Linked DNA regions of Homo sapiens: region 1 is linked to region 2. A link is a loop called in an ENCODE intact Hi-C map of the cell type or tissue named here. Cell type or tissue: endothelial cell of umbilical vein. All regions are shown on one strand. Links, peaks and the distances in the headings refer to the core of each region. The heading gives the core; the rest is flanking DNA. Region 1 overlaps ATP11C (ATPase phospholipid transporting 11C (ATP11C blood group)). Region 2 holds the start of ATP11C (ATPase phospholipid transporting 11C (ATP11C blood group)).

Evidence for each region. A loop is a pair of places that touch in the nucleus more often than their neighbours do. Peaks named below come from ENCODE experiments on the same cell type or tissue, not always from the same donor. Only the 100,000 strongest peaks of a DNase experiment are listed, where the experiment ranks them.
Region 1: a loop joins it to region 2, with 2.8 times the contacts of the local background. A loop is called at or near these places in 6 of 110 quality-filtered maps.

What each region holds. Positions count from the first base shown.
Region 1 is chrX:139,733,069-139,743,798 of GRCh38, forward strand. It overlaps ATP11C (ATPase phospholipid transporting 11C (ATP11C blood group)), which reads right to left. Exons shown (of 30, transcript NM_001353812.2): 26 at 10,491-10,556; 27 at 7,923-8,026; 28 at 4,848-5,001. Among named protein-coding and RNA genes, the nearest start is that of MCF2, 30 kb to the left of the region's middle. RefSeq lists a silencer at 5,542-5,836. In endothelial cell of umbilical vein, for the core only: no CTCF peak of the experiment used is centred there; DNase peaks (open chromatin) are centred at 5,713 and 6,263; H3K27ac peaks cover 830 bases.
Region 2 is chrX:139,928,646-139,939,375 of GRCh38, forward strand. ATP11C (ATPase phospholipid transporting 11C (ATP11C blood group)) reads right to left here and starts at 4,408. Exons shown (of 30, transcript NM_001353812.2): 1 at 3,371-4,408. The coding sequence starts at 3,397. RefSeq lists silencers at 3,435-3,594, 3,635-3,874 and enhancers at 4,655-5,004, 5,045-5,094. In endothelial cell of umbilical vein, for the core only: no CTCF peak of the experiment used is centred there; DNase peaks (open chromatin) are centred at 4,496 and 4,896; H3K4me3 peaks cover 3,276 bases; H3K27ac peaks cover 2,385 bases.

The DNA of each region.
Region 1 (10,730 bases), core at 1,258-9,257, 200 kb before region 2:
TCCCATTTGCCTCTGACCAATGCTTAACTTCCTTTCTTACAACCTAATTTGATTGGTTTCCCTGTTTTTCCTACAGAGTCCTCTTTAGAAAGATAGGCTAAATTTTACCTGGGTAAGGTATTATTTTTTTTCCCCTTAAAACACCCAGAAAAGTGAAAATGGATAAAGTTTAACTGGCAAACCTAAGGTTATTTTTTTCCTTCTGATTCTGTGCCTGAAATTATAAGGTAATTTACAGACTCAGTTTTGGCATTGCCCAAGCAAAACAGAAGATGAGTGGTCAACAATGTGGATGACTTGAACAACTCTGCTAATAAAGATTACCCATATTGTCTACTTAGTGACCTAAAATGGGCTTAGAAAAAGAAACCAGCTAAAGTAACATTTGTTTCCAGAAGATTCTAATAAACAATTAAACTTTCAAAGGTAAATAATTTATTCATGTTTTGACAACTACATTTTTTCTTGTTTTTACCTTAAATGAAGAAAGTTGGTGGAATGAAGAAAGTTGATAGACATATTGATAGAATGCAAATTACCAATTGATAAAGCTAGAGAATATTTAGATTCTGAGAAAAAGATTTTAATTGTTTCTATCTTCTATTTTATGGGCAAAAACCCTGCGACAAGATCAGCATGATACCAAGTTCCCCACCCCCGTGTTTAATGCACAAACCTATCTATTCAAGACTGCAACTGTAAGCACGTTTTGGTGTGCTCAAACACTTGTATCCAACCATCGGAGATAAAAGTATTTCTATGAAGCAGAAATATTAGGAGTTAATAGATTAGGTGTTAAAACTACTTTATAAAGGAAATGAAAGTACAGAAAGCAGGAGAAAGCATGGAAAGAGTAACTAAAGCAATAAAAAAATTGATATAGCTAGCAACCGGCAGTGGGGTGGGGTAAACAGGAGATAATGAGCTAAAACAGAATGAAATTTCCACATTCCTTTGCAGTCATCTAGAGAGCTTTGACACCAGCTCAATTAGCAGTATGTCAAAGAGGCCAATGGATAAAGGCCCATCTCAACAGCCACGACATTAGGATTAAACTTTATTTTTGTCTAATCCAGCTAACAGGGCTATTGCCCTGTGAACCCATGGTTGTATATGACACTGTAAGAATCATAATAGTAATCATCATTATTATAATGATTAACTATATTCTCCAAAATTTCCAAAATGCTTTCTCTGGGACTTTGGCTCAGACAGTTGACATTCTTCCCTTCCCTGTCTACCACTCTGAAAGAGTTCTCTACATAATGGAATATTTCTTCCTGTTTGTGCTGACATCCCATGCTAAGCACGGCCATGTTGCTGGGTGCATTCCCATTAAATTATAGTCTTCCTTTGTCAAGCTTCAGCGAAGTTAAGCCTCCTTTTTGATTGTGGTGACTTACATGAGAAAACTTCACACAGGATATGTGGAAATTTCTCCATTGGAAATGTGAAATGGTATTTGCTACTTGGCCAGAAACTCCAGATATATTTCATTGATTTACAGACAGCCAATGACTGTGCTTAGGGGGGACACAACTTTTTGAAATACAAAAATCCTATACTTGACCTTTCCTTGAGGTGTTATCCTGCTGTTTCACTGTTCAGTGCTCAATGGTAGTTTCATCATATACCCTCAACAGCATTGCTATGCAGCTTTGTCACTTCATAAAGCTAAAGAAAAGCTCTAGGATCCTTAATAACGGAACTTTGGGGAAAAAAATTAACCTCATTGCTAAAAATACAGCTGATGGATACATGGCTTAACTACAACCCTTGAGTTAAACAACTGAGAGAACCTACATTTGAAGATACTGGAATTCTTTCTAATACTAGCATTATGACAGAACTCAGTTGCAGTGGAGGCTGCCATACTAGCGATTTTACTGGAGGTTTCAGGAGGTAGTGACTTGAAATAGCTCAATTGTGTTAAAACAAGCCACATCACTGATTCTGCTATTCTGTTTAATACCTGCTTACAGAAGTATTCCATATGAATGCTCCTTATAACCAGAGTGAGAGCTGCTTGTGAGCTAGGGCCACATCTGATTCATCCCTGAATTACCAACACCTAGTACAGTAGCTAACTCATAGTGGGCCCTCAGGCAAGGTATGCTGAATTGAACAGAATTCAGCATAAGGTTGCTCTTATAATTGTTAAATATAAATAGCTTAGCTTCTTTCTCAAATGCCATAGAGACATTTTCACTACACACTGCTAAGTCCCCTTCTCAAAGCAGCTGCCAAGACCCACATAAGAACAGCACTGGCAGCTGACCTGCCACATTTCTGGCTGTGTACATAAAGTGTCCACGATACTTATTGGTTGAAGTCAGGGATTCTTCTACTCTAGGTAGAGACACACATTTGACCACATCGGGGGATCTATCAGGATATGGGGCAGACCCAGTATCTTTTGCCTCTCTTTAAAATGAGGCCAATGTCTTAGCAAGGAATACAGAACAAAGTAGGAAATCACACAGAGTGTCAGACTGTTGGTCACTGAGCATAAAGACTAAAATATTTGGGGGAAAATAACATACTCTTTCTCCCTTATCTTAGAAGTTGGCCTCCACCTCTTTGATATAGCCAAATAGGGCCTTATATAAACAGATGTGATTTATCAGAATAGCCATGGCTGCCATGTTGCAGTAGGCCTCTATGCATTCATATTGCACTACTTTGCTCTTGCATTTTCTCATAAGAAAAAAAAAAAAGAGGCAGCACTGCTGAGTGCCCACAACATTTTGCCTCATTTGCGACTCCTGAAATCCCAGAGTCTGAAAAACCATCTAGCCTTTCAGACATTGGATGTAAAGAGAGATGTTCATCAGTAGGTGGTTCAACAAATGTTTATTGGTTCAACAAGGGTAGGAATAAATGAATGAATGATTGCATGAATGAAAATGATTATGGAAATTTTCCTGGTTGTTCTAGCATATCAGCATGCCAAGCCATAGCACAGACACTAGAATTCTTCCTACGCTGGACATAACCCATAACAAATTTCATGCTAAACCCCTGGCAACAGTCTATGCTGCTAAGTAAAAAAGGACGCAGTCCCAGAACTCCGTACTTTCAACAGAAGTTCAGAATCTGTTCGTGTGAAAAAAAAAAATGTTCTAAGTCTTTATCTGTGACTGCTTAGTAGCATCCCACAATTTAATGGTCTATGTAACAGTCACCTCCAGCCAATGTCTAACTTTTTTGAGAGGGCCTAATAAGGAAGAAGATAAGATGACATGTTTGAAAGTTTTGTTTTCTGAGATTTTTCTATCATCTTTAGACCATGTAGCTGGGTGTGAGTCATTATTTAAAATGAGCTCCATTACCTCAAATAAGAGACACATTTAGGATCATTCCAAAGTATACTCCCAAATAAGGATGGAAGAGCAACTTGGAAATCTTTCCCTGGAAAATTCTCTATTATAAAAAGCCCCAAATCATTTCTTATTGCAACATTATTTTATTTGGTTTCATGCAAATTGCCACTTGAGACATTCTGGGTGGAGTCTGTTGTATCAAACTGTTTTATCCCTGTTCAACCGATATTAAGACATAATCAGGTATTTGAATGCAACTTTTCCATCCTAAAACACCAGACTAGAGTAAAGCAGTTGTAACTAAGCTAACATTACTGTGTTCAGTTTCAGCCCATAAGACATGTAGAAAGCAGGGAGTTAAGGGCAATTCTGGCCACCTAATTACACACTGACTGGCCTTGTATATGAAGAATCAATGTACCCTATGACAGTTCTCTTGTTTTTGATTGGGGCTGACACTGACTTGCGACATGAATCTCCTCTTTTACAATTCTAATCACTGAAGGTTTTCCTACTCTAATCATTTCAGATCCCCATGTCTATGTAATATCAACTACTGGATTCTATCAATTCAACAGGCAAAAACAAAATCATGATGTAACAGTTTTGTGGCTAAACTGGTTGACAAATTTATCAAATAAGTCAGGTAGTCATAGCTTAGAATATTACCTGAAAATACTGCCTTGGAGGTGCTACAAGATCTAGTTGGTGTCAATATGACAGAAACAGTTTTGTTTAATAAAATCAGCTACTGTTGGCAGGAATATGACATATTTAATTAGCCTGTTGGTCAAAATCTGCCAAAAGTTTTATTTTCCATGCTCATCTCCCTATTTCGCTTTAAAGGCTTTTTAAAAAATGTTTAAAAGATATCATAATGAGGCAGCAGAAAAAATAACTTCTCATTCCCACAGGAAATTTACAATTTAATAGGAAAAATAAAAACACACTCATAAAACTATCTTGAATTTTTACGAGTGTGTTCCAGAGGCTAAGGATGTCAAAACCACATCCAGGGAATTCTCTTTGGTTCAAATATACTGCTGGACAGACAGGGCTAGAAGCAACGCAGAGATTAAGCAGCACTATAATTAAAGGAAGGGGAAAGGTTTGAAAGAGGCAAATTGGTATTATCAACTGAAAAAAATCTGCAAACAGCCCACAGGGAAATTTCTAAGTTTAAAGCGAAAATGTTGGTGTGGAAATTCCTGGTGTGAAAATTCTAGGCTAAATACAAAATAAAATAATTTTTTCCTTTTAAAATTCCATATGGAGCATATGAGATACTCCATATGGATTGCCGAAGGTCACATAGAACACTATTAAGGAATCTACTTACCACCTGCATTGGATAACGAAGTTTTTACTATACTTTTTATGCAGAAGAGGAAATTAAGTGATGAACCTGTAAGGAGGGGTTTAACATGCTGTAACTAATGTAATTTTCTAAATCAGGTTTTTAGCTCATGGCAGATATTGAGGCCCCTTCCAAAAATCAGGTTGTAAGATAAACTTAGTTCTTACCCTGGCACTTCTTCTTCTTACATTCTTTAATACTATCAGAAGAATCTCAGGGAACAGGCTGATAAATATTAGAAGAATTATAGCCAACCATGTGGATACAGAAGACAGCATTTGGGCAAATACAAAATACATTCTCTGTTGCTTGAGAAAAGGCCTGCAGTGGAAAGAAAATACATGATGGAAAAACAAATCAATTCCTGTCATATGAAATGGACATTTAATTAAAATGTCGTTTGTATTTAAAAAGAATCTTCCTTACATACATTAATAAAAATAATTTTCTCTAGAATATCCCAAAGTAATAAACAAATTTCATTTACCAAATGTTTGGAAAAAAAGGAATGATAATCAAAGGAGAAAAAAGATAAAATGCATTTGACTTGAAGACAATCAGGCAATCAATTCTAAAGCTGCCAACTGGCGACTATTTATGTGCATTAGAAAATGCTGGTGCTTAAAAGATATTCAAGAGAAATGGTTCATTTTTATCCTAACAAGCATTTTATTTCCTCAGCTGTTTTATTAAGATGGGGATGGATTTGTGTTCTGTATTCAGAAATTCAAAAGACATTTTTATAACTCTCTCCCAATAAAAACACTATGTAAATATAAAAAGGACAGTAGAAGCTTATCATCTCTCTCAAATGGAAGGAATCTACCATTGTCATCCACAAATATATATTAACAGTATGTGCCAAATAGGTTGACACAGAGTAGAATATTGCTAATTGGACATTAAGCCTTAGAATCCAGAAATCCAGCAGGAACCCCCATTCTGGAGTTAGATTTCATTCTGAGTCATCCACTTCATTGTAAAGTGGCCATTGAGAAGCACAGCCTGTTTCCCTTCCCTTCTGTCTGAGCTGAACCACAGAGAGCCTCAGTAGGTGAAGCTATTGTTCTTTGAAGGTGAGGGGGAAGAAGTGGTTGCTTAAAGACAGGATGCACATCAGACTGCCCTAGGATTAAAGAGCTCCAGGTAGATAACCATGGCTCCTGTTTATTAGATGACACATCATGCTTCCTGAAGATAATTTGGTTTCTCATTTAAAAATTAATGTCTATGCACCCTTATGTAACATGATAAAACTGAGTTTGTGGCTCTACTTTTATGAAAATTAGATTGTGGAATAAAAGTGAGAACAGGAAGGTAGAAAAATTTATGAGGCCTAGGCTACACAGGCTTTCTGGGAAAAGTCTGCCACATGGAAAAGACTTCTGCAGAACTCTACCTCACTCAAATTCTGAAGAACACCTTGAATAATGTTCTAGGCAGTTAACTGAGCCATAACAGGGGCCCAGATGACAAATGGCAGCTAGTCACAGAGTGTTCCTTGGCATCATACCTTCTGACTAATGCATCCAGTTGTTTTTTGTTTTTTTTTTTTAACCTCCATGTCATCTATGGAGTTTTGTAGTAGGGCAGTAAAAAATAAACACTATTATTTCTGGATGTGGTTTGGGGCTCGGAAGTCATCATTCTCACTACCCAACCCCAAAGACGGGTGTGACTCAATGCCTCAGGGTAAAACATGTCTAGAGACATCAGTTGTGACCACATTCAGCTGAAGTTTCACATTGTTTCTAGTCACATTTTACTGGTTGCTTTATAAGTTTATATTCATGCAGTGGCTCAACTCTACTTAATGATAATACTTCAGGCAATAAAATAAAAAATAGATTAACATTTCATTTTTAGTAGCACTAATGAATAAACAGGTGTGACAATACCATAATCATTTACTGGATTTATTTTCATCAATAAGGAATAGTCTGTAGAAAGGGTTGGAAATGAGTTCGCTGGAAACATTTTATTTTTGTAGAAATTTTGCATAATTAGTTCAGATGCTGATTACATAGATTCATAGAATTATGGTACTCTGGGCAGACATACAATTGTATATGGTATGTTCTTAATCAACTTTGAATTATTTGTTATATTATTAAAGAAAATAGAGACTTCTTCCAGCTTCATTGCTCTCAATTACCTATAGAGGTACCAAATATATGCTGTAATTATACTTTTTAAAGCTGGTACTTCCTTAAATGATTAGGTTTCTCATATTTTTATTTCTTAAGGTTTTTATTTTTAAAAAGCTTTTCAAAATAGAGTTTCTTCTAATTAAGACTCAAGGGACATAAACATAAGCCTCACATCTCTGTGATAAAATAGAATCATTTTGTATGTAAGATTTTGCTCAAAGCAATGAAAATATGTACTCCTGAAATCTTACACTATGGCTTGCTCTAGCCATGCTCTCTGCTGCTGGCATCCTTGTCAGGGGAAGCCATTCACTAAAAAAAACAACTCTGACATTTAAAAATAAAATATATGTTTTTGGGAGTAAAGAAAGGAGATGCAAATATATAACTCTCCCAATCACAGCTTATGTGTCCCTCACTGGACTCTATTCTCCTTGAGTACAGTCTAGTCATCTCTCTAACCCATAGAGTCTCAAGCACAAAACTGATTCTGAACAAACATCTATCTACTGAACCAAGATGAACTAAATGAACTTTAAAGACAAGCTGCAGAGTCTGCCTTTCTACATCTTCCCTCCTCCACCAAAACAGTAAGATGACAATTTCAAAATACAACCCTCTGAATTATTAAGTTGTATATATCCTATACCCTGAGCACACCTGTAGTAACATGAATCATGGTTATATACTATCAAGAGAAAATAAGGGTCCAAATGGACAATAATGTATCTGTTGGTCAATATATCAGGTAGAAACTTCACAGGATGAGTATTTCCTCTGAAAATCACGAGAGGTTGTGCTGAAAACTATAGTTTCACTAGAGAGATGTTTACAACACCTTCAAACAGACAGAAGCTACCAAAGGGAGGTCTTCTGAGTGACTTGTGCAGTCTATATATGTGTATTTAAAATCTTACCTGAAATTAGTAGCACTACCAGCTAACAAATAACCTTCAGGCCATTAATATTAAAGACGTGTCATCTTATATAATTAAAATTTTTAAAGTATAATGAATGCTTACATATATAGTGTACATACACATGTATCTACTTTGCTATTTACATATTGCTCACACATGTACAATTGCTTACCAAATAATTCCTCCCCAGAAGAATGAGAAAAATACATAGAAGGCTAAAGAACCCCAAATCACAAAGTGATTTATCCACGTCCAGAATCGGGTATCCAAGGCAAGCTGAAAAGATACAACACAAAAGATTTCACGACGGTTACGAATTGCACCAGGCAATACGCTATAGTATCTGATAACTAGTACACAATGATACCTATGAAAGGATCTAGCTTGGGCCAGGGATCCAGAGAAGAGGGGAACTAAACAGAACCCAGGTTTTTCAAAGAACAAGGGTGAGAAAGCTGAGCTCTGCCCTAAGGCCTCTAAACTGGCGTACAGGCTGGAGGTGTGATCAGGCTAAGTAGCTAGTAGGTGTAGGGCTGCAGATATCTCAGTACTGGGGAATGGGCAAGGAATGAAGTAATGGTAATATCTAGGAGGCCCAAGCCCCAAGTCCTCAGGCAATGGCAGCCAGGAAGATGATGGCAAAAGGAGACCTAGCTGGTGGGGGCAGATAAGCTGAAAAGAAGTAGGAGAGGGAAGGGGTAGCTAGGAAGGGTAGACAAACTACAAAACTTTCAAAGGTGTCGTGAAAGCTCAAACACAACAGACGGGAGTCACTAAATGCAAAGGCTCTATACATCTAACATCATGTAGCAATGAATCATGGGTTTGACTATGTAGTGTATCTTTCCAATTGCAAAACCTGTATCTAGTCCATTAAATTAATAAAATATTCAGTTAGATTTTAATCTCTTCATGTTTCTGCCAGGACCAATCATGTTTTCAGATTGTGGTATCTGGGGTTTTCAAATGTGATCTAAAAACAAAAGTATGGACTATTTCGCTTGCTTAAAACTTCTGGGTCACATGAGCTAATATCCAGAGCAGTTAATTTTTATAGAGGAGATGGTGTCTCAGTTTTGTTACTTGCTGTGACACCATGGTCATCAGCTCTCTGTTATAGTTTCTCATTTATAAACAGGATGTTGATAACATTATTAATGTAGCTCAGTCTTGAATTGCTATTCTTCTGGTTGCTAAGGAAAATACTAATATGAATCCAAAGATAATACTAATATTAATCCAAAGAGGAGGGAGTGGAAGTCTTTGAGATACACTTGAAAAACACTGTGAAGGCCATTTGGAAGCCCTGTGGCTATATGCAAGGCCAGGGGAAAAAAGGAGGGGGGAGGCGTCCATTTCAAATTGTGATACTGTGAGACATAATAAAAACCGAAAACTAGCATATATTGAAATGAGCACCCTCCTAAGTGCTTTATTCACTAATTGAGTCCTCAAAAAGGGTAGGTGCTACTTCTATCTCGATTTTATAGAAGAGGAAAGTGAGGCACAGAGAGGTAAAGTTACTTGCCGAAGGACACACAGCTAGTAAGTGGCTATACTGAGATGAATTGTAATGTCCTTTTAAGGTCCTAAAATGTTACTGAAATAGATGAATAAAGCAAACATATGTTAGCTCTATCTGGTATAAGAAATAAACCAGGAACAAAAATTTAGAGGGAAAGGTAAGAGAGATCCTTTGACAATTATACTTCTGAATTCTGCTTCTAACCCCTGGGCATGCCAGAATTCATTTAAAGGTATTTACTCATGGAACCCATGTGAGGTGTTTATTATTGGAATGACAAAAATAATTTGATTATGCTTTCAACTATAAGAGATTCCCAAATCATGGGCCTCAAGGGTAGCATTCAGTGAGGCTTCACAGCATTATCACATGGCTGCATGTCAATGCCAATGATTTTGCCAAAATTACCTCCCTTTTGTTTACCTGCATTATATTCTTAGGCACTTTATCACTAACATGGGTAAATTTTAATGATGAATACATTTTATATATTTTTATTTTTTTATATTTATTTTTAAATTAAAAAAAAAAAAATATATATATATATATATATATATATATATATATATAAAAATAGAGACAGGGTCTTGCTATGTTGCCCAGGCTGGTCTTGAACTCCTGGGCTCAAGCGATCTGCCCACCTTGGTCTCCCAAAGTGCTGGGATTATAGGCATGAGCCACCAACCTGGCCATCAGTGATGAAAACATTTTATAAGATTTCACTACTACCAAGCTCTTTTTCACATATTATCTTGCTCATATATACCTATTTTAGGCCTGGGGTTCTTAAACAGAAGTATAATTTTTAGAAGATTCAAGTACTTAACATAATCACACACACACACACACTCTCTCTCTCTCTCTCGCTCTCTCTCTCACTCTCACCCACAGCCTGTTTATATGCCACTTATCATAACGCCTTAAAAACAGCAATAAAGAAGAAACAGATTTTCGACATAAGTATGGTGTTTGAATTTTTTTAAGTAAAACAATATAAAGAGGATTACGATATACTGGGGAAAAAACTGATCAAAAAATAGTATACAAATACCCAAATCCCTAGTATCATACACATTTTAGTAAGTATTAAGGCAAACACTTGAATAACAACCCATAACAAGAAATAAAGGAGACAAAAAAATGGTATATTAGGATAAGACAAGAAAGTATTATAAAAACAGTATTAAAAAATACATGAATAAGTAAAAATCTAACCTTCAGGGTTACAGTGAATACTAAGACTGTAAAAACAATGGTTCCAAAAGTCCAGTTTCCGTATACCTGAAAAACATTTAATAATTACATGTACCATGTATATACAAGTATTATCTTAGTATTTTTTCATTTAAAAAAAAAGCCAAGTTGAATCCTGTGTGTAAGTGCCAAATATTTTTGTATGAATTGTTTAGGGAAACAGCTAGTCAGTAAGATCAGGCCACAATGCCAGATTTTCCT
Region 2 (10,730 bases), core at 866-8,865:
ATGCAGTCTAATTTCTTCCTAGTCCTGGGCATCTTCTGTGTGATATTATGATTATATGCTACATGCTTTATGAAACCAAAGCAGTTTAAGGGCTTCTAGAATCAGAGATTTAAATGTACTCCAGTATTTCACACTCACAATTAAGCTTTCATGTATCAAAGGTCTAGAAATGCATACCTGTTAACTATCACTGACAAGCTAAACTGACAGCATCCTCTTGACCAAGCCCCCAACCTACTTTATCAAGAAATCTCTTATTTTGAATCTTTAGTATAAAATAATTTCATAAGCCAAAAAGAGGGGGGAATTGTTTTTAGACTTTCAATAAATCTTTAAACCCAAGAGAACACGTTACTATAGTCACTAGGAATTGCATTAAGAATAAAACAAGACAGGATAACATAAAAGTCCATGACCCTTAAATCTCAACTAGTCCAGACTTCTGATTAAATATGCCTTTGAAGAAAATAAATTGTACAGACAGAGTTATTATTACTTATTTACTGTATTTATGGAGATGTTGACTTGAGAACAGGTGGTGCTTTTATTGCACTCAGAGACATCCAACTCTTAAATCCTTTAGGACACCCTCTACATGCCTCAACCCTAAAATGCTATACACCAAATCCACCAATTTCTTTCCACCTCAAAACTGTCAAAAGGAAAGTCATAATTCATCAGAAAGAAAGGAACACAGTTATTAATGGCAAAGAAGTCAAGACCATGTATTTAAAAAAATACAATGAATCACTATTTTCTTTTAGCTTGAAATTGGAAAACTCGAAAAATAAATGGCATTTCAAAAATGATTCAGCAAACACAACTGAGCTATAGAAGATGATGCTTGTAAGAATCCTAAGGGATTCTTCCACGTCAGGTTTAAAATATAAAGGAAGCACTTCTCTAATATGTAGTCTAGTTTTCAATAACCAACAACTACAATCAACACCACTGTAATTTATTTCACAATCAAAACCAATATCAGACACGTACAGGTACACTAAAAAAACAACTCATTTTGAAAGGAATTCATAGCTCTATTTCTAAAATATTAAAACAATCATAAGACAACTCACAACCTTGACTACATCTATACTGCTGTGAAAGTCTCAAAGTTCCACTCAAATCTTTAATTCTAGTCTTCTAGTAATTCAAATGGAAGTACCCCTCAAAGAATTTGTCAGGCAAAAGAGGAGAACAGCGCATGGTTTACTGATCTAAGAGATGGAAAAATTGCCCCCCTCCCCCAAATTTTGAAGCCGTTTTTTAGCAATGATTATTTGATAGTAATTTTCACATTCAGTCCAACGGTATGCAGATTAATTCCTTGCCCTGGGCCTAGGGCTCAGACACAACTCCTAAGAACCTTCCAGCTTACCGCACTGGTACAAATTCCTGATACTTACCACAGTCATGGCTGCGCAGGAAAATGTGAACAGCTGAATATTCCAGCTGCAACAATAAGGTCAAAGCTCATTTCAGTATTAGCAAAAGTGATTCTCTGCTGAGATCTTGGTCGGGGATGCAAAGTACTAGCCTCAAACCTGCAGGCTGGCACCTCAACAACTGCTGCAAATTCTACTGCATGCCCTGGCTTCCTGGGCCAGCACTGCTTAATTACTAGACTCTGATACGATGCAGATCACTTTTCGCAAAAGGGAAGCAATGGGCTTTTAGACCAATACTTGAGTTGTTCGGTTTCAAATGTTCAAATCCTTAAAAAAAAAAAAAAAGGATTTCAACAACTTAAGTTTAATGATTTTATTATGATTCAGAGCCCAGTTGTTTTCCACCATAAGAGTGCCACGTGAAAAGATTATCCTTTTCCTAAATACAATTAGCTTTCATTGCCACCTTTCCCTTTTTGTCACCCCCACGCAACACTCCAAGATCACAAGAATCTATGTGAAACAGCTATTAAGAACAATACCCGCTTGCATTCTCAGGCTAAATGTGAGAAACCAATTTTAGTCACTTGCTTCAGCAAAGCTATCAGTACAAGCCATCACCTACGGATTTCAAGATGATTGATATGTACAACCTCTACTGCTCTATGCCACAGGTAATAATCTGTTCCAATTTCATACTGCATGTTCCTGGGTGGGGTCAACATTTAGAAAACCATTAACACAGCACTATTCTAAAAAGGGATGTGCAAGTATTACTTTTAGCCAGTGTACACTTGTGAAAGTTTCAAATGAAGGAAAAATGAGAGCAAATATATCCGATGTATGAAAAATGTTAGCAACGTTTTGATTAGGAATAATTGCATGAATAAAACCAAATCGACATGTTCTCAAAAGATATATTTTAAGGCAGGTAGAGGAAAGCACTCAGCTTTCAACCCTTTTTCCTAACTACAGAAAAATCAAAATTTGCAGATGAACCCTTTCTTCCACATCATTGGCAGAAATAAAATCCTATTCCCGCCACCACCTCTTGCAATTAAGGAAGTTGCTACAAATAGCAGCACGGAACGTAAATGGTCCTGTTTCGCTCCATTCTTAATGTACCCTCTAGGAGTAAACAGGTTACTCAAAAAAGTCAGTAGCCAGAAAGCGATTTTCCCTATGGCTAACTCCCATGAAAATGAAATTCCCTTTTCTGGGGATTCTGAAGGGGGTAAACGTGGACGGAGGAGTCCAGTCACAGTCCGCCTTCTCCCATGGGTTCAAGGTCTGGAGTGCTCAGTCCTCCGCGAGGCTTCAGACCAGAGATCGGCAGCACGGGCAGTGGCGGCGCAGCCTCCTCGCGGCTGCACATCCACCCGGCCCACCCTGACAATCACGCTCGCCTTTCAAACACCCTAAAGGTGAGCTTTGTAGGCTGGGTCTCCAAAGTTTGCCCGGCCTCCGGTCAGAAGCCGCCCGCTGGCTGAGCCCTAGGCAAGGCTGAGTCTTGCCCTAGTCTCCGGCTCCCTCAGCCCCCAGCTCTTCTTTTGGGCCACCGTGACAGGTCTAGGTTTACCTCCATGTGCTCGTGGCAGAGGAAACAAAAGAAAGCAACCTCCCTGAGAATAAAACGCCATCTTCGACTAATTGGCAAACTGAGGGGTCCCCGGGTCGGTCCCCCCACGAGTCCCCCCCACCACCCAGCCCGAAGGCGGCCCCCAGTTTCAGGCAGAGTTTGTAACAGCTCCGGGAAGCCCTGGTCGAATTGTCCTGGGGGCGAGGGTGGGATACCCCGAGAGCCCTACCTGCCTCCCCTCCCCGGCCGCCTGGGCACCGTGTTTCGGTGAAAAGGAAGAAGAGGGGTGGTGGTGTCTCCCAGAGACGTAACTGCCCCCTCAGAAAATTGTTGTGAGGGACCCGGCGAAGGGGCTGGCGAGCAAGCAAACCGGCACGCGCGGAGCCGCAGCGAGTGTACTTACAAAACGATTCAAGCTCCGGCGGAACATCGCGTCGAAGGCTGCCGGGCGCTGAGCTGGGCTCTACCGGGCTGTCTGGGAAGGCGCCGTCCACAAAACACACTGCGGCGTGGGCCGGCGGCGCCAAGCGGAGCAGCGAGGCGGGCGGCCGGGCCACCCGCTCGCCGCCTGCCCCCCTCGGCTCTCCGCGCTCCCCCGCCCCCCAGCCGCCCGCAGCCTAGCCGCCGCCCCGCCTCACTCGCGGCCCGCCCCCGGCCTGCCTGACCCGGGGGCGGCGGCCCCGCGGATCGCCCTTATCTGGCCCCGGCACCCCGGGCCGGCAGCTCGCGCAGCACCCACTGAGAAGGCGAGCCCGCCGCGCGGGGGAAGGATGGCGGAGGAGCGCGAGGCTCCTCCTGTGGGGAGGGGGCGCCCCCGTCTCTCCGCCAGCGCCGGGCTCGGCACCCCGCGGGATGCGCTCTTCCCCGACGCGGCACCACCGCCCGCCTCCCCGCTGGACTCCGCGGCCGCCCCCCTCGGGGCACGGGGAACCCTCCCGAGGCACCCCGCGCCTCACCTCGCCTCAGCCCGACACTACTCCCCTGTCTCTGTCGGGAGCCACAGCCTCCCTCGCCCCGGCCCTAACTCGTCCGCCGTGCCGCGCCGCGCCGTTTCGCTCGCAGCCCCTCCTCGGTCCGCGGCTGCCGCGCCGCCCCGCGCTCTGGTCCCGCACTCGGGCCAGGGAGCCTGGGTACAGCCAACCGGCCCGCCCTGAGCCAGCCGACGGCCAGACTCCCTCTTCCGGGCGTGGTGGAGCCGGGCTCTGAGGCAGGGCACCGTGAAGACCCCAGCGCGGGAGGGGCGGGGCGGGGTGCGAGGGGGGACTAGTTCTGAAAGCCCACCCTCCTCATCTGCACCGACGAGGGTTCCCCCTCGACCCTCGCGCCGCTGTACTCCCACCTACGCGGCTTTCCCTCCTCTCAGTCTTTCTCTCGTCCTGCCTGCCCACCTAAGCCTTCTTACTTCCACTTTCTCTGAGGTTGTAAAGTCAGGCTTTGTGTCGTTGCTGCTGCGCAGCGGGGCGGGATTTCCCTGACCCCCACCCCGCCCCACCCAGGCCCCTCCCGCTCGCCCCCTCCCCCTCCTTGCTCCCGGGGCAGCCTGGGAGTTGTAGTCCAACCGTCCCCCTACTTCGCCTGGTACCGCGGGCTGGGAGCTCCCCCACACGCTAGTCCCGGGTTTGCCCAGAGGGTTGAAGAAGGAAGCGCGGGCTGAACAGCGGGTTCTCCACGCCGGCCGGCTGGGTGTGGAGGCCGGGCGCACTCGGTAGCCTTCCTAGCGGTGGGACATGTGAGAAGGCTAAATTAGGCAAAGCTCCGAATCCTGGGAGCTTTCCCTGGAACGCAAAATGTGCGCATCAGGAAACCCTCTACACCCTCGGCCCCCAGCTTAGAGCTGGAATTTGCGAAACTTTAAAAATTACAAAAGAAAAGCGAGTCCAGAATTGCCACGAGGCTGGGCATCCCTCCCAACTACCACAACCCCACCCCTTTTCACCGCCCCTTAAGGCGGGGCCCAAGGCTGTTGGAGAAGAACTTGCAGATTCTTCTATAAAAGTCAAAAAGAAGGAAAGGGAGTTCAGAGACTCTTACACGAGTCTTCCGCCTCGCCGCGTTCTCCTGCCAGTTTAGAGCTGGGGACAGGGCCCAGCCACACCACAGGCCTTCCCAAAGGTCGCGAATAGGCCTTTACTACTAGGCATAGGCGCTTCTCCTTTACCCTCCGGAGTTCGGATTCATTTCAACAAACCTTTGCTGGGAATTTTCTTTGTACCAGGCACTGTGCCAGGGCTGGACACAGCGATTTCTTAAAAGACCTCCCCAACAGGGTGGTCGCAATCTGGTTGGGGGATACAAACAAGCGAAAATGCCACGTTAGAATTTAATAATAGCTAGAGTTCAAAGTGCTAGAGAAATAGGGGAGAGCGACATTGCATCTGAAAATGGGGTTTGGGAAGTTTTCCTAAAAGCCCTGGAGATTAAACTAGCCCTTGAAACGTGGGAAGGCTTTAGAGGGACCTGACTGAGCCCAAGGGGACAAAGTCCAGGGTAGAGGGAGAGGTCGGTGAAAAAGCGCAGGACAAACTAAGAAAGAGATCACGCTGTAGTGGCAGACGCCCAGGACGTGTAGGTAAGGGCGGCTCGAACGAAAGCTAAAATCTAAAACTCTTCAAAAACATGTTACGAAGTTTGAACTTCATTCTGCGATCAACGAGAAGCCCATCTCCCAATAAAATGCAAATGCAGGAGACCTAAGGTTTGTTCCCAAACTGTCCTAACTGCCAAGAAGTAAAACCAACCGTTTTCAATTCTTCCCCTCTTATGATTCCTTCTCTGCTCACAGTTGAGCCTGTATCTAATGATTTTTAAGATTTATGTTAAATTTATATTTATATTAATCAGATATTATGATATTTTATTGACAAAAGAGATCTAAAGTTTTGCTCTCTACTGCTTTAAAGATTTTCAAATAGAGTTATTTTCTAGCTTTCTAGCTTTACCTTTTTTTTTTTTTTTTTTTTGAGACAGTCTCACTCTGTCACCCAGGCTGGAGTGCAGTGGCGCGATCTTGGCTCACTGCAGCCTCTGCCTCCTGGGTTCAAGTGATTCTCGTGCCTCAGCCTCCCAAGTAGCTGGGATTACAGATGCCTGCCACCACACCCGGCTAATTTTTGTATTTTTAGTAGAGACGGGGTTTCACCATCTTGCCCAGGTCTCGATCTCCTGACCTCAGGTGATCCACCCGCCTCGGCCTCCCAAAGTGCTAGGATTACAGGCGTGAGCCACCATGCCCGGCCTCTAGCTTTACTTTTATTGAACACAGCAAATACTGTAATTTCTTCACTAGTTTATTTGTTGAACGACTGCTATGTGGCAGACATTATTCTAGATACTGGAATTGGGAGGTGGAGGAGGTTATTGTCTTTAGTTCTAGGTATAAGTCTAGAATTCTTACCAAAATACATCCTTATCAATAAAATAATAAACTAATTTAGACATTTGGGGATACAAGTGCTTGCTAGTGAATAGTAAATAATATCGTTCCAAATTCAATTCTGTTAAACAAGTGGAAAAAATGTACTTTGCTTATAGATTCAAACAGATCAACTTTAAAAAATATTAGAGACCTGAAATTTTTTTTTGTTTGCATTATGCTCTCATACATACCCATTGTCATGTTACTGCAGCCTAATCACAGGAATTTTAAGATTCCTCAAGATATAGCAGTATTGGGCCAGGCGCGGTGGCTCACACCTGTAATCCCAGCACTTTGGGAGGCCAAGGTGAGTGGATCACCTGAGGTCAGGAGTTCGAGACCAGCCTGGGCAACATGGTGAAACCCTGTATCTACTGAAAATACAAAAATTATCCAGGTGTGGTGGCGGATGCCTGTAGTCCCAGCTACTCAGGAGGCTAAGACAGGACAATTGAATCGCTTGAACCTGGGAGGTGTAGGTTGCAGTGAGCCGAGATCGCACCACTGCACTCCAGCCTGGGTGACAAGAGCAAAACTCCATCCCCACCCCCCAAAAAAGATATAGCAGTATTGTTGATTTTTATTTGTTATAATTCTGCTATTTATTCTCTCAATTTATTTCAATACGCCACCTATACTCATGGGTCCAGTCTAATTTGCTCAACTATAAAAATGCAATTCCAGGCATTTTTATGGGATTTTTATTCCAGGTATTTTTATGGGAGGCCGAGGCAGGCAGATTACCTGAAGTCAGGAGTTTGAAACCAGCCTGAACAACATAGCGAAACCCTGTCTCTACTAAAAATACAAAAATTAGCTGGGCGTGGTGGCACGCACCTGTAATCCCAGCTACTCGGGATCGGGAGGCTGAGGCAGGAGAATCACTCGAACCCGGGAGGTGGAGGTTGCAGTGAGCCAAGATCGCGCCAGTACACTCAAGCCTGGGCAACAGAGCGAGACTCCGTCTCAAAAAAAAAAAAATGCAATTCTGGGGGCAGGATGGCTCACACCTGTTATCCCAGCACTTTGGAAGGCGAAGGTAGGAGAATCGCTTGAGTCCAGGAGTTTGAGTCCAGCCTGGGCAACATAGCAAGACCTCATCTTTATTTTTTTTTAATGCAATTCCATACAAATCAAAATATACTCAGCAAAACATGAAATTATGCAAGGTGATTTTTTCTGTATCCAAACTCAACCTGAAATTAGAGCTACTCTCACACACATCCTTCAGAGTCACTCCTTTGTGAGTTTTTTTAAGACAAGAAAAAAGATTTTGGTTCTTTTTAGTGCCTCCTCACAGTTTCCAAAGAAAACCCAGGTGTTGTAGAAAGCTGTTGTCTGTGACTATGTAAAGTAGGCCCTCAGCCAGCATTTTCATTGGGACAACTCCATTGAACAGAACTGCAAAAATGAACTTCCTCCTGCCTAAACTGTCAGAACCCCTGAAACATAACACCACCTCTTCTGGTGGATCAGCTAACTGCAACAGAAAGAAGCCCCACAGGTAGGAATTCAGAGGAAACAGTCTTGTTTCTGTCCTTATTACCAACTTGACTAGATAATGCTTGCTACCTGAGGGAGAGAAGGGAAGGAGTGCTTTCTCAATCCTTTCAGTTCTGTTGCACCATTTCTGTACTAATTACCCAGGAGCTCTTCTTCCCTATTGTCCCCACCCCCAATCTTCCATACCTTCTACCTCAACCCCTCAGAAATCTCACCATGGCAAGTGAGCAAAACAACCACTAGAGCATAGGATGTAGGCCACACCTGTGACGAAGGAGCGCAAACTGCTTCTGGGATCTGTGGGTCGGTCAGCAATTCAAGTAATCTGGCAGGAGGGGAGCGGTGCGAAGGAGTCACTTCCATCTAATACCAAAAAAAGAAAAAAGAAGAAAGAAAAAATTGAGGCTGTTGTATTAGCATCTAAATCACCCCATCATTAGCAAATCGAAGGAATTCAACTGTCTGTCTGAGCTTCCAAACATATCTGGTAAGACTATCTTTTGCCCATTTGAAATTTATTTCCCCCTTTCAAGGCTAGCCTTGATGTTTATTTATGATCAGTTTTACCTGTATCTTCCTTTTGGGCCCCTCCAATTCATTCTGTACACTGCAACCACAGAAATCTATGGCAAGCAAGTCAGATCAAATCACTCCCCTGCTTAGGACTTTTCAGTAGCTTCCCACTCTCTTAGCATAAGTTCAAAATCCTGCCTTAACATCACCAACAAGAACCCTGAATTCTCTGACCTCTGCCTTCCCTCTCTAACCTCAGGTAGACGACTTTTCCTCTCACCAGGCTCTATCCCACGCGTCTGCTTACGTTCCTTGAGTTCCCAAAGCTCCTTCTTTCTTGACAGCTTTTGCACAGGCAACAGTCTCTGCTGGAACGCTTTCACCCACCGTTGCTATTCATCCTTCAGCTCTCAGCTTAAATGTCACTTCCTCAGATGACATCAGGGCTCCCTGTTATTGCCCTCCAAATAGCCCATATTAATTACATCCTAGGGTACTGACAGATGAGGTTAGTAATCATGGAGAATGGCAGAAGTCCAAAGGGACTGAGTGATTATCTAATATTGTCTTGTTTTTCAAAAAGAGGAAGAAGATATATTCTAGTAATCATAATATTGAAGGCAGGTAAGGTTCTATAACTGACCATTAAAAGGATAGTTTTGTTTTTTTAAAAATCACCGTGGAAGGGAAGAGGCAATCGCTAGGAGCCACAATAAGTTCACTGAGGTGAAGTTTGGCCTTCAAGATTCTGTAGAAATTACTTCTTTTTTTTTTTCGAGGCCAAGTCTCACTCTCTCGCCCAGGCTGGAATGCAGTTGCACGATCGTGGCTCACTGCAACCTCCGCCTCCCGGGTTCAAGCAATTCTCCTGCTTCAGCCTCCTGAGTAGCTGGGATTATAGGCACCCACCACCACGCCCTACTAAGTTTTGTATTTTTAGTAGAGACGGGCTTTCGCCATGTTGGCCAGGCTGGTCTCGAACTCCTGACCTCAAGTGATCCACCTGCCTCAGCCTCCCAAAGTGCTGGGATTACAGGCGTGAGCCACCACACCTGGCCAAGAAATTTCTAATTCAGAATTTAACATCCTACAAAACTATATTGAGAGGATAGAGAAGAGGTTAGAAAGATATGGCATAAAAAGACTAAATCTTCATGATTGTAATCCCAGCACTTTGGGAGGCCAAGGCAGGTGAATCATGAGGTCAGGAGTTCAAGACCAGCCTGGCCAAGATGGTGAAACCCCGTCTCTACTAAAAATACAAAAATTAGGGCGTGGTGGCGGGTGCCTGTAATCCCAGCTACTTGGGAGGCTGAGGCAGAGAATTGCTTGAACCCAGGAGGCAGAGGTTGCAGTGGACCAAGATCTTGCCACTGCACTCCAGCCTGGGCAAGAGAACAAGACTCCTTCTCAAAAAAAAAAAAAAAAGACTAAATCTTTATCCCCAATAATAAGAAGTTATTGGTTATTGTCCAGATATATTAATATAATTATTGTATTTAGAAATGAGGAGGTAAATAGAAGAAACAACTGAAATAACAAAAACAACTTGCCTTTGGGAACACAAATCTAGAGTAGGGAAGAACGGGATAAAGGACGTTTTTTTCTTTATAAGCCTTGTAACTGTTCTACTTTTTAAACTGTGTACACACGTTATTTTCATAAAAATTAGTTTAAAATACAAATAGCATTTGGACACAAAAACAGGGAGTAGGAGAGCATTATAGCCAAGGAAATGGCAAAGATGTGGAAGTGAAAAAATACTTCAGTAAATAGTAAGTAGACCTGTCTAGAAAAGCAACGGTCCATACTGAGGAGTGTGTGAAAGGAAAATAAGTCTTGGGGCCCCAAAATTGCTCAAGCTGGGAACTGCTTAGGGCAAACCTGCCTCCCATTCTATTCAAAGTCACCCCTCTGCTCCCTGAGATAAATGCATATCTGATCGCCTCATTTGGAGAAGCTAGTCAGAAGCTCAAAAGAATGCAACCATTTGTCTAGTATCTACCTATGACCTGGAAGCCCCCTCCCCACTTCGAGTTTTCCCACCTTTCCGGACTGAACCATTGTACATATTACACATATTGACTGATGTCTCGTGTCACCCTAAAGTGTATAAAAGCTGTGCCCCTACCACCTTGGGCACATGTCATCAGGACCTCCTGAGGCTGTGTCACGGGCACGTGTCCTCCACCTTGGCAAAATAAACTTTCTAAATTAACTGAGACCTGTCTCAGATTTTTGGGGGTTACAAGTAGTAGATGGTATAAAATTTTAACTTTGATTCTCAGTAAGCCACTGGAATATGCATTCTACCAAATGAGAGAATAAACTA